Linked DNA regions of Homo sapiens: region 1 is linked to region 2. A link is a loop called in an ENCODE intact Hi-C map of the cell type or tissue named here. Cell type or tissue: dorsolateral prefrontal cortex. All regions are shown on one strand. Links, peaks and the distances in the headings refer to the core of each region. The heading gives the core; the rest is flanking DNA.

Region 1 (5,360 bases), core at 128-5,127, 78 kb after region 2:
TTGGGACAATTACTTTAGAAAATAAGTAGGTCGTTTTAAAAACAAAAATTATTGATTGCTTTTTTGTAGTGTTCAGAAAAAAGGTTCTTTGTGTATAGCCAAATGACTGAAAGCACTGATATATTTAAAAACAAAAGGCAATTTATTAAGGAAATTTGTACCATTTCAGTAAACCTGTCTGAATGTACCTGTATACGTTTCAAAAACACCCCCCCCCCACTGAATCCCTGTAACCTATTTATTATATAAAGAGTTTGCCTTATAAATTTACATAAAAATGTCCGTTTGTGTCTTTTGTTGTAAAAATCAAGTGATTTTTTCATAAGGTTCTTTTACTATTGGAAAAGATGGGCAGCACGCAGTTTTATTTTATTTTTGTAAGTTTTTTAATACATGTGAAAGCAAAGAATACTCAGCATGCCTTTCTAAGTGACGCGTTTGCACCTTTTGTTGGGAAGTACTGTATCCTGTGCTGTTAGCATTCTCGATAAATCTCTCTGTGAAAGTGACTCAAGGTCTGGGCTTTCATTATAAGACAGAAGTCCCCCTCCAGCTCACATGACAGCATGGTGCTGCGTTTCCTCATTGGATCTGGCTGTCCCTGGACACAGGTAGCTGCCTTCAGGCCTGCCACGAGCGGCCAAGGGAAGCCTCCTCCATATGCTGGCCTCGCTGGCCCCTCAGCTTCTTCCAAGCCAGTGCTCTCCAGGCACACTGCTCCAGCGTGTGACGGGAAGGGCCTGGCATGAGTCAGCCTGCAGCACAACCTCCCTGCTCCAGACCCGTATGGTAGGGGCACCCCCTAGGTCTGGATGTGCTGTGGTGCTTTTGGACACCCCCACCCCCGCAGGCTGTGGCTCCTCCTGTGTCTCATTCTGGCCAGGACCCTCACGTGCCCTCTGTTGACTGCTAACGTGGTTCTCTGACCAGGCAAGGGCAGGCTGAGGGGTTTGCCCAAAGGGGGCCCCCTTGTTACTGGCTTCCTTGGCTCTCAGGAGCAGCCTCACCAGGTTGGTAAGGGGCTGGAGGAGACAACTGCTCAAAGGAGTCCAGCTTCACATGCACATGCTAGAAGGTACCCTCGGAAGGCCTGGCCTTCAAAGGTAGATCCCAGGGTTGAAAAGTCAACTTGTATGCATTGAGCATCTCGTATGCCAGCCCTGTTCCGTGAGCTGATGGGCCTTTGTGTGTAAGTAGGACCAAGTGCCCCCGTGGAGGTTAGCATGGGTGTGCAGTCATTTCAGATACTTGAGTTGGTACATCTCAGTAAAGTCTGTCCCGTGAGAAGCCATGGGTTTCATGGTATGGTTGGCATCTTCCTTGGGAGTGGCCACAGTGGTGGTGGCTTCAGGAAAGAGACTCCAACAGGGGCCAGCTGTGGGCCTTGGGCACTTCTCGTTTCTAGGAAAAGTCCTAAGTCTGTAGGGCTAGGGGTGGGGAACCCCTTCGCTGTCAGGATCAAGAGGGCAAGGGGAACTGTCGCTGGAGGAGACATCCAGCTGGAGAAACAAAAGAGTAAGTCTGCGTTGCTGCTTGTGGGGTCTTCCCCATCTCAGGGCGGGGACCGGGGGTGGCGGTCCAGACAAGTAATCAAGGACGATGCCCAGGAGGGGACAGGTACGGGGTGGCAGGAGCTCTGCCGGCGGGCTCAGGAAGCCTTCACCACAGCTGCCTGAGCTCACCCTTGCCAAATGAGGGCTGGGGCAGCAGCAACGCATACACTCACGGCTGTGGCGGGCAGCGTTCTCGGCATATTTCAGGACACCTAAGGAGACTGAATGGCTCAAGGCTGCTGCCGTGTGCAGGGGGCTAGACGTGGGGCGGGCAGGCAGGGCTCCTGGTAACAGCCCTGCAGGCCGCAGTGGAGAGCAGGGTTCCGGCAGGGCCGCCCAGGAGCTTTCGGAAGGCCCGGCCCCGGCCCCTTTCCGAGCAGCCCGGGCCTCCGCCCTGCCCTCTGTCCCCAACGCCGGGAGCCGCCGTTCGTCCTCCAGAGCCCCGCCCGGGCGAGCCCGGGAGGCCGATCGCCGCTCGCGGAACCCGCCGGGACCCGGGCCCTCCCCGGCGCGGGGCGCCCCCGTGTGACCCAGCGCGCGGCCGCGGCGCGCAAGATGGCGGCGGGCCCGGGCACCGCCCCTTCCGCCCCGCCGGGCGTCGCACGAGGCCGGCTCGAAGGGGAAGTGAGTCAGTGTCCGCGGACCCGGCCGGCCCAGGCCCGCGCCCGCCGCGGCCCTGAGAGGCCCCGGCAGGTCCCGGCCCGGCGGCGGCAGCCATGGCCGGGGGGCCGGGCCCGGGGGAGCCCGCAGCCCCCGGCGCCCAGCACTTCTTGTACGAGGTGCCGCCCTGGGTCATGTGCCGCTTCTACAAAGTGATGGACGCCCTGGAGCCCGCCGACTGGTGCCAGTTCGGTGGGTGGCGGCGGGCTGCCGGGGGGCGGGAGGCGCGCGGGCTCCTGGCGCCGACGCCTGACGCCCCCCGCCCCGCAGCCGCCCTGATCGTGCGCGACCAGACCGAGCTGCGGCTGTGCGAGCGCTCCGGGCAGCGCACGGCCAGCGTCCTGTGGCCCTGGATCAACCGCAACGCCCGTGTGGCCGACCTCGTGCACATCCTCACGCACCTGCAGCTGCTCCGTGCGCGGGACATCATCACAGCCTGTGAGCGCGGGACTCCGGGCACCCCACGGCTGGGAGGCCGGCGGGCCCCACGGGGCTCCCCCACCCGGGCCTCAACCTTCCTTTCCTTCCTTGGCGTCCCAGGGCACCCTCCCGCCCCGCTTCCGTCCCCAGGCACCACTGCCCCGAGGCCCAGCAGCATCCCTGCACCCGCCGAGGCCGAGGCCTGGAGCCCCCGGAAGTTGCCATCCTCAGCCTCCACCTTCCTCTCCCCAGGTAAGAGGGCCCGGTTGTTAGGCTCGGTGGACCCAAAGAAGAGCCCACCTTGACCACGGCCACGGCTGTAGACCCTGCTGCTGGTCTCTGCCTGCCTCTCACTGGTGTCTTTATGAAGCTTTTCCAGGCTCCCAGACCCATTCAGGGCCTGAGCTCGGCCTGGTCCCAAGCCCTGCTTCCCTGTGGCCTCCACCGCCATCTCCAGCCCCTTCTTCTACCAAGGTAGGTGTCCCCTGCCCCCCAGGGAAGATTCGAGACAAGGAGGAAGGAATTCAGCCTTTGATGTAGCGCAGAGCCCCAGTCAGCCAAGCTGGGTCAGCTGGGAGGCAGCTGTGGTGGGGAGAGCCTGGAGCCTTGGGCAGAAGGGAAGAGACAGGGACCCCACCTGATCCAGGCTCTCTTCCCACAGCCAGGCCCAGAGAGCTCAGTGTCCCTCCTGCAGGGAGCCCGCCCCTTTCCGTTTTGCTGGCCCCTCTGTGAGATTTCCCGGGGCACCCACAACTTCTCGGAGGAGCTCAAGATCGGGGAGGGTGGCTTTGGGTGCGTGTACCGGGCGGTGATGAGGAACACGGTGTATGCTGTGAAGAGGCTGAAGGAGGTGAGTGTCGCACCCTGGCAGGGACCCTGGAAGGCCATCAGATAACCCTCACCACTTCTCCAGCCTTTCCCCCTCGCTTCCCCACACAACTCCTTCAGCCCTCATTCTGGCGTAGGGTCCCTGGCCCCTTGGTGGTTCTGGGCCTCGGGTAGGTGGCACTGGTGGCCCGAAGGCCTTCGCTTCGAGAGCCTCACGCTGCCCGTCTTCCCTGCCCCTTCCCCCACCGCACCCTGGGGGCTGCAGAACGCTGACCTGGAGTGGACTGCAGTGAAGCAGAGCTTCCTGACCGAGGTGGAGCAGCTGTCCAGGTGAGGCCAGAGGGGGAGCCACACCAGGTCCCGTGGGGCTTCAGACCGCACACCACAGGACCTGGCTCCCTTGGGCACCTGAGGCCTGGCAGGCCCGGGCGAGCTGAGGCCCCAGCCAGGGCTGCCCACCCAGTCTGGCCTGATGGAAAGTGCTCCCCTTTTTCAAACAGGTTTCGTCACCCAAACATTGTGGACTTTGCTGGCTACTGTGCTCAGAACGGCTTCTACTGCCTGGTGTACGGCTTCCTGCCCAACGGCTCCCTGGAGGACCGTCTCCACTGCCAGGTAGGCTCACCTGGCCCGGCACGCTTCCCAGGACCCAAAGCACTCCTGACACCTGGCTGGAGCCGGGCGCGGGGCCTAGGGCTTTCAGCCTGTGTGAGTGGGTCCTGCCAGCAGGCCAGGCCTGCACTTCCAGCTCCCCAGCAGCACCCGGCTCAGGATTTGGCCCACGGTGGGGTCAATTTTTTTTTTTTTTTTTTTTTTTTTTTTTTTGAGGTGGAGTCTTGCTCTGTCATCCAGGCTGGAGTGCAGTGGTGTGATCTCAGCTCACCACAACCTCCACCTCCCGGGTTCAGGCGATCCTCCTGCCGCAGCCTCCCGAGTAGCTGGGACTACAGGCATGCACCACCACACCTGCCTAATTTTTGTATTTTTAGTAGAGATGAGGTTTTGCCACATTGGCCAGGCTAGTCTCGAACTCCTGACCCCAGGTGGTCTGCGCGCCTCAGCCTCCCAAAGTGCTGGGATTACAGGCGTGAGCCACCACGCCTGGCCCGACCCAATGTTTTCTATAGAGCTCTTTCCCAGGCCTCTCCCCTTTGCAAGCAGCGTAGCTGGAGGGTCTCATCAGCAAGCCCCGGAGGCGAGGGGGTCTGGGGCTACCAGCTGGACCACCTACAGCTGAGGGAGGGCCCCCTTGCCTCCTCCTGCATGCTGCGTTTGGGGAGAGCGGGAAGAATGCCTTCAAGGACTTCCCGACCACCAGGGACAAAGGGATGAGCCCTGGGAGCCGAAGCCCAGCAGATTCTATTGAACGTGTCCCCAGCCATTGCTTAAGAAGTGCAGGTCACGGAGACTTTGCTCCTCGTTTTCCAGAAGGGGGAAACTGAGGCCTAGAGAGTGAAGTGGCTGTTCCAGGCTGCACGGTGACAGGTAGAAGGATGGTTGGGATCAAGGAACGGCCATCCAGCAACCTCCCCTGTCCCCCTTTGCCACCCCAGACCCAGGCCTGCCCACCTCTCTCCTGGCCTCAGCGACTGGACATCCTTCTGGGTACAGCCCGGGCAATTCAGTTTCTACATCAGGACAGCCCCAGCCTCATCCATGGAGACATCAAGAGGTGAGGAGGGGCCCTTGAGAACTGCCGGGGCAGGGCCTGCAGCAAGGGGGGCCCCGCGTCCTATCAATGTGGGGATCAGGCATGGCCTGGGACCTCAACACCCCGGCATCGCACAGGTGTGGGAACGGGCCAAGGATGGGCCCTACTGATGAGCAGAGGCCCCCAGGCAGCTGGAGCGCTCAGGGCAGTGCCAGCGCTTTCTGTGGGCAAGGCACCGGGCTGGCAGC
Region 2 (5,360 bases), core at 73-5,072:
TTGGAGACATTTATTTCTTTTCTGTGTATGATTGGAATTGCCTACTCATTAAAGATTTGGTAGAAGTCATCCATAAAGCCCTCTTGGTCTGTTTCTCTCTCTCTCTCTCTCTCTCTCTCTGTGTGCGTGTGTGTCTGTGTGTGTCTGCGTGTCTGTGTCTGTGTGTAGGAGGATGGGTAGCTTTTTAAATACATAGTCAATTTCATTGTGGTTACAGGGATTTTCTGTTTCTAAAGTCGGTTTTGGTAAGCTGTACTTTCCTAGGAATGTATTCCTTTTGCTTATGTTTTCAAATTTACTGACACACAGTGCATAATAAAACCTTTTCATGAGTAACATAATTTACTTTTCTCTTTTCTCTTTATATCCAGCTTGTTAGAGGGTTGGCTTTTGTTTTTCAGCTTTTCAAAGAAGCAGGTTTAAAATTTTCTCAATCCTCTCCATCATTTGTTTCTATTTCATTAAGTTTTATTCATCCTTATTTTTCTTTCTTCTACTTTTGCAGGCTTACTCTGTCATTTCTTTATGGCTTCTTGAATTGGATGTTCAGCGTGATGACTTTTGGACTGCTTTAGCCGCATCTCTATACTTCAGCATCGCACACCCAATGGCTTACTCAACATCTCCACTTTCACACCACTGGGCACCCCAAGCTTAATACAGCCAAAGCAGAACTCTTGATCTGCACCTCTGAAAATGTACTTTTCCTGTAGTTCTCCCCACTATGGTGAAAAGCACCCTTATTTCCCCAGTTGCTCAGGCCCCAATCTCAGGAATCATCCTTGTTTCTTCCCTTGCTCTATGCCCTACATCCAATCCTTTTGTTCAGTTCTGAAAACATATCTTGAATCTCACAACTTCTCAGAGCTGCACTGCTGCCACCCTAGTTAAAGCTACCATCAACTCTTTCTCCTAGACTGTTCCAGGGCCTTGCAACTAGCCTTGTGCTGTAGTTTTGTTTCATCACGTCCAGTTCTCCACTCTACACCTGCAACATAGATCAGACAGCTCCTGGCTCAAAATCCTCTGAGGGCTTCTCATCTTAGAATAAACTCTCGGTTCTGGCCGGGTGCGGTGGCTTACGCCTGTAGTCCCAGCACTTTGGGAGTCCGAGGCGGGCGGATCACTTGAACTCAGGAGTTTGAGACCAGCCTGGGCAACATGGTGAACTCCCATCTCTATCAAAAATACAAAAACTTAGCCAGGCGTGGTGGTTCGCATCTGTGGTCCCAGCTACTTAGGACGCTGAGGAGGGAGGATCGCTTGAGCTCAGGGTGGACGTTGCAGTGAGCCAAGATTGCGCCACTGCACTGCAGCCTGGGTGACAGAATGAGACCCCATCCCCACCCCCCCCAAAAAAGAATGAACTCCCAGTTCTCATAGTGGCCCCAGCTGCCTTTCCAATCACATTCCCTACCACTCTCCAGCAACACTGACTTCCTCGTTAGTCCCCAACATGCCAGGCATAGTCTCTCCTCATGTCCTTTGAACTTGCCTGGAATGTTCTTTCCCCAGATATTCATATGAGGGAGTAAAATGAGGGTGAAAACCAGCAGATATCTAAATAGCACCCCCTTCACTTAGTTTATCTTTCTCAAAGCCCTTATCACTATGTGAAATGATATATTATACTTATTTGTATGCTAGTATGAATCTTCCCGGCAAGAATGTTAGTTTGCTGTCTGTTCAGTACCGTGCATCCAGAGCCTGGAAGAGTGCCTGGCACATAGCAGGTAGTCAATAAATGAATGGGGGCAAGCAGCCAAATCAGAATCAGGTTTTCTTGCTAAGCATAGAACTAACAGAAGGATCATTGAATGGATTGGATAATGACTGGCATCAGGGTAAGGTCCCCTTAACAAACACTCCTGTCCTGAACACCTGGTTAGCTAACAGTTTTCTCATACTCTTATTTTCCCAAAACACAATTGCTGGATCTCAGCTCCAAATCAACTCTTCTAGGAAAGTGAAAAATTGCTGGATCTCAGCTCCCAAATCATATCTTCCAGGCAGAGCTAACATTGCCCCTTATTCACACCTCCACCAAACCATCTGATCCAACAGTGACAGGTGTCACGAGGCCTTGGCATGCACTCTCTTCCCCCGCCAGAGTTCTGCGAAAGCCAGGGTTGCGATTTGTTGTCAGTTTATTCCCCGCCTCTATGAGAGTGTGAGCACTGGGCAGGCTCGGATGAAATAATGCATTGAGTAGGCCTCTGAAACCAAGGCCCCTCAGCTGGGGCAACGTCAGGCTCCAGGGTGGGCAACTTTGCTGCTTCTGCCGAAGATAGTGATATTGAGAAAATGTGGGTGCAATGAAACGCTTATTGCAGCGCACTCGGTGCATCTGTGGACAGAGGGTCAATCGCCCCTCAGAGCAGCGCAAACAGGCGTCCCAAGCCTAGGCCTTCACTTGCCCCAGCATCCGCAAGGGTCCATTAATCCTTAACATTCAAATTCCGCCCACTAAACCAGTCCCTCCGCGCCCAAGCCGCCTCTTTTCCCCAAACGACGGCCGAAAGCAGCCAATCAACAGCTGGAGGGGTCCGCCCCCTTTTCCCTGGCCGAAATGGACAGGAAATCTCGCCAATTGACGGCATCGCCGCTGAGACTCCCCCCTCCCCCGTCCTCCCCGTCCCAGCCCGGCCATCACAGCCAATGACGGGCGGGCTCGCAGCGGCGCCGAGGGCGGGGCGCGGGCGCGCAGGTGCAGCAGCGCGCGGGCCGGCCAAGAGGGCGGGGCGCGACGTCGGCCGTGCGGGGTCCCGGCGTCGGCGGCGCGCGCGCTCCCTCCTCTCGGAGAGAGGGCTGTGGTAAAAGCCGTCCGGAAAATGGCCGCCGCCGCCGCCGCCGCGCCGAGCGGAGGAGGAGGAGGAGGCGAGGAGGAGAGACTGTGAGTGGGACCGCCGTGGCCGCGGGCGGGGACCCTTGCCGGGGGGCGGGGGTCAGGGGCGGGACGTGGCGCGGGAGGGGCCCGCGGGGTCGGACGACACGGCTGGCGGATGGCGTCCCTCCTCTCTACCCTCCCCCTCCCGCCGCCGCCGGTGGCGACTCTCCCCTCGGCCCGTCACCCCTGCTCGCGGGTGACCGTCCTCGGCGCGGCCTCCCTGGAGCCGCCTTCGCCTGACGCCCCTCTTCCTCCCGCCCTCGACGCGCATCCCGGCCCCCGGCCCCGCGGGCGCCCCTGTCGCCGGGGCTTCGCCTGTCGGGGCTGCGCGCGCTCCTGCCCTTCTCGGGGCTTTGGGCCGCGGCGCCGTCGCGCGCCCGCGGCCCCGGCCTCTCCCTGGATCGCGCTCTCCCCCTCCCTCCCTCGCGCGCCCCCTCTCCCGTTACTCGGCCCCCCCACCGGCGCGCGTGCGCACTTCGCCTCCCGTCGGGAGAGTGCGCCACAAGGGCTCCTGAGCTCTCACCCCCATCTCTGGGCTTTGCCTCCCCCTCCTTCTCGCCCATTCCATGAATTTCTGCCCCCCGCTACCCCCCCGCGAGCGAGTAGGTCCACCGGCTCCTTTCCCCATCTAGCAGGAACAAGTAGGTGGGGATTATTATCCACAAAAGGGACTAGACATTGTGTTCTGGGTCCCACAACTCATCATAAAGAGGTGGTTATAGTTCCCATCAGGAGCCGTGGGTAGGGGACTGTGCGTCCAGCAGCACCCGAGGCTCTTCGGCGCCAGAGGCTCTAAGGTGCGAGCGTGTCCCCAGGGTGCTCAGAGGTTCTTTGGAGTGCTGTGGCCTCGGAATGTGAGCACCCTCCCATCCTACCCTCCCCTTCGCCGGCGATCTTCCAGTTACATAAGTGGAGTGGGACATAGTAGGTAACGGGCTCTCATCGCCCTGGAGCGCTCGGGATCACCGGTACCAGATGGGGCAAGTTCATCGCGACGCTGTGGCTCCTGTTAATTGTGCCTGAAAGGTTATCCTCTGTTCAGTTTGGTCATGACCGAATCACCCAAACTGAAACTCAGATGACTTTTATATGGCAGTGGCAATGTTTCTGTGGTTTTGCACTAAAGACTTAAGGTCATTATGAAGAGTGTAAAAGGATTGCTGTCGCAGGGGAGACCGTTTATGACATTGCTAAGTATGGACCCCGAGGGGGAAAAAGCTCATTCTGGAATTGCTCTGTGGCGGTTGCTTCTGTTGCGAGTGTGTTCGGGTGTGGGTTGGTCACAGCAGAAATGGGCTCCACCACAAAATTGATATTCCTGACTCATGGTCAGGCAGATGTGTGCTTCTGGTTATTTTTCCAGGAACAGGAATGGGCTCTGCCGAGCCTTTCACACGTTGTGTCTCTGCTGTGCGGGATCAGTACCCCAGACTGTGAGATAACAGGATCGAATTCAGGGGTTGGTTGGTGATCCAGGAACCATACCTACTTGGATGTGATACTGAGTGGCCTAGACGTTGTAGGACTCTCATAAGTTTTAGACATTTTGTTATACTGTAAAAATGAAGCATATACGGCCTCAGTAGTAACATTGCACTAATAGGTAATTATTACTCTAGAGAATTTTGGGTTCCATGGCTGGAATGTTCATCAGTATCTCAGCAATTTCAGTTAATAACCAGATTAAGCTGACCTCTTGAGTCTTTTGAAATCTGCTGGGTCCCTATAATAAGACAGGGTCTGGATTTTTTAATCTTTTGGGAATTTCCACCAAGGATTTAGGGAAATAGGCTTTTATGGGCTTTTCAGGATTTCTATTTCAAATCCCAATGAGGAAGTCTAGGAAACACTTGCTTTTATTTTCTTGCCTGAATATGTCAGAACCTTAAATCACCCAATCAATCTAGAAGTACTACAGTTGATTAAAGTAAGTCACCACAGGTCACCCATTCGTGGCAGGTCAGCTAGGTGGCTGATCACTGGAATACAGTCATATCCCCAGGCATACACACGAGCCTCACTTGACGATCCCAAAGTTTGTACATCTGAGCTTGAGACGTGACAAGTTGAGGTCTCTGCTTTGTTCTTCATAGTTGGCAGTTTGTCTCCTCGGGTGCCCCTCCGGTTAGCTGTTTATCATACGTCTAGCCCTATCAACAGTGCAGGCAGCTTCCAGAGTATAGTTTTCTCTGCAAAGTGCCTGGTGGAGGGGTACCTCCTTTTCCATTGTCCTAATGGCTCCACTGGGCTTCCATACCAGCCCTTTCCAGTGTCTTAACAGCTCAAAGAAACCCATCTGTGGCTTTCTTGTTAGCACTGGCCTATCACACCTTCCTATTGCCTGTTAACTAAAATTTTGCCTGGAATGCTTTAAGCTTAGAGTACTGGGTCTTTGTTTCACCCGATTGATAGGAGAGTGTCATGCAGTCAGCCGAACTCCGACTTCTGTGCTGTTTAAATCCTTAGGTAGGTC

The links. Hi-C counts contacts between places; a loop is a spot of excess contacts. Peaks named below come from ENCODE experiments on the same cell type or tissue, not always from the same donor. Only the 100,000 strongest peaks of a DNase experiment are listed, where the experiment ranks them.
Region 1: a loop joins it to region 2, with 7 times the contacts of the local background. A loop is called at or near these places in 28 of 110 quality-filtered maps.

The regions. Positions count from the first base shown.
Region 1 is chrX:154,016,722-154,022,081 of GRCh38, reverse strand. It overlaps IRAK1 (interleukin 1 receptor associated kinase 1), which reads left to right and starts at 2,180. Exons shown (of 14, transcript NM_001569.4): 1 at 2,180-2,405; 2 at 2,484-2,651; 3 at 2,754-2,885; 4 at 3,004-3,107; 5 at 3,295-3,483; 6 at 3,727-3,791; 7 at 3,962-4,076; 8 at 5,015-5,133. The coding sequence starts at 2,270. MECP2 (methyl-CpG binding protein 2) reads left to right here. Exons shown (of 3, transcript NM_001110792.2): 3 at 1-509. MIR718 (microRNA 718) reads left to right here and starts at 2,093; the gene lies at 2,093-2,162. RefSeq lists enhancers at 1,061-1,130, 1,246-2,215 and silencers at 1,901-2,280, 2,631-2,730, 2,741-2,810. In dorsolateral prefrontal cortex, for the core only: CTCF peaks have their summits at 1,725 and 2,078; a DNase peak (open chromatin) is centred at 2,040; H3K4me3 peaks cover 1,873 bases; H3K27ac peaks cover 2,704 bases; H3K27me3 peaks cover 3,870 bases.
Region 2 is chrX:154,095,137-154,100,496 of GRCh38, reverse strand. It overlaps MECP2 (methyl-CpG binding protein 2), which reads left to right and starts at 2,780. Exons shown (of 3, transcript NM_001110792.2): 1 at 2,780-2,893. The coding sequence starts at 2,832. RefSeq lists silencers at 2,495-2,854, 2,940-3,178, 3,155-3,214, 3,275-3,354 and an enhancer at 3,675-3,764. In dorsolateral prefrontal cortex, for the core only: CTCF peaks have their summits at 2,314 and 2,534; DNase peaks (open chromatin) are centred at 2,586, 3,366 and 3,802; H3K4me3 peaks cover 2,905 bases; H3K27ac peaks cover 3,074 bases; H3K27me3 peaks cover 3,790 bases.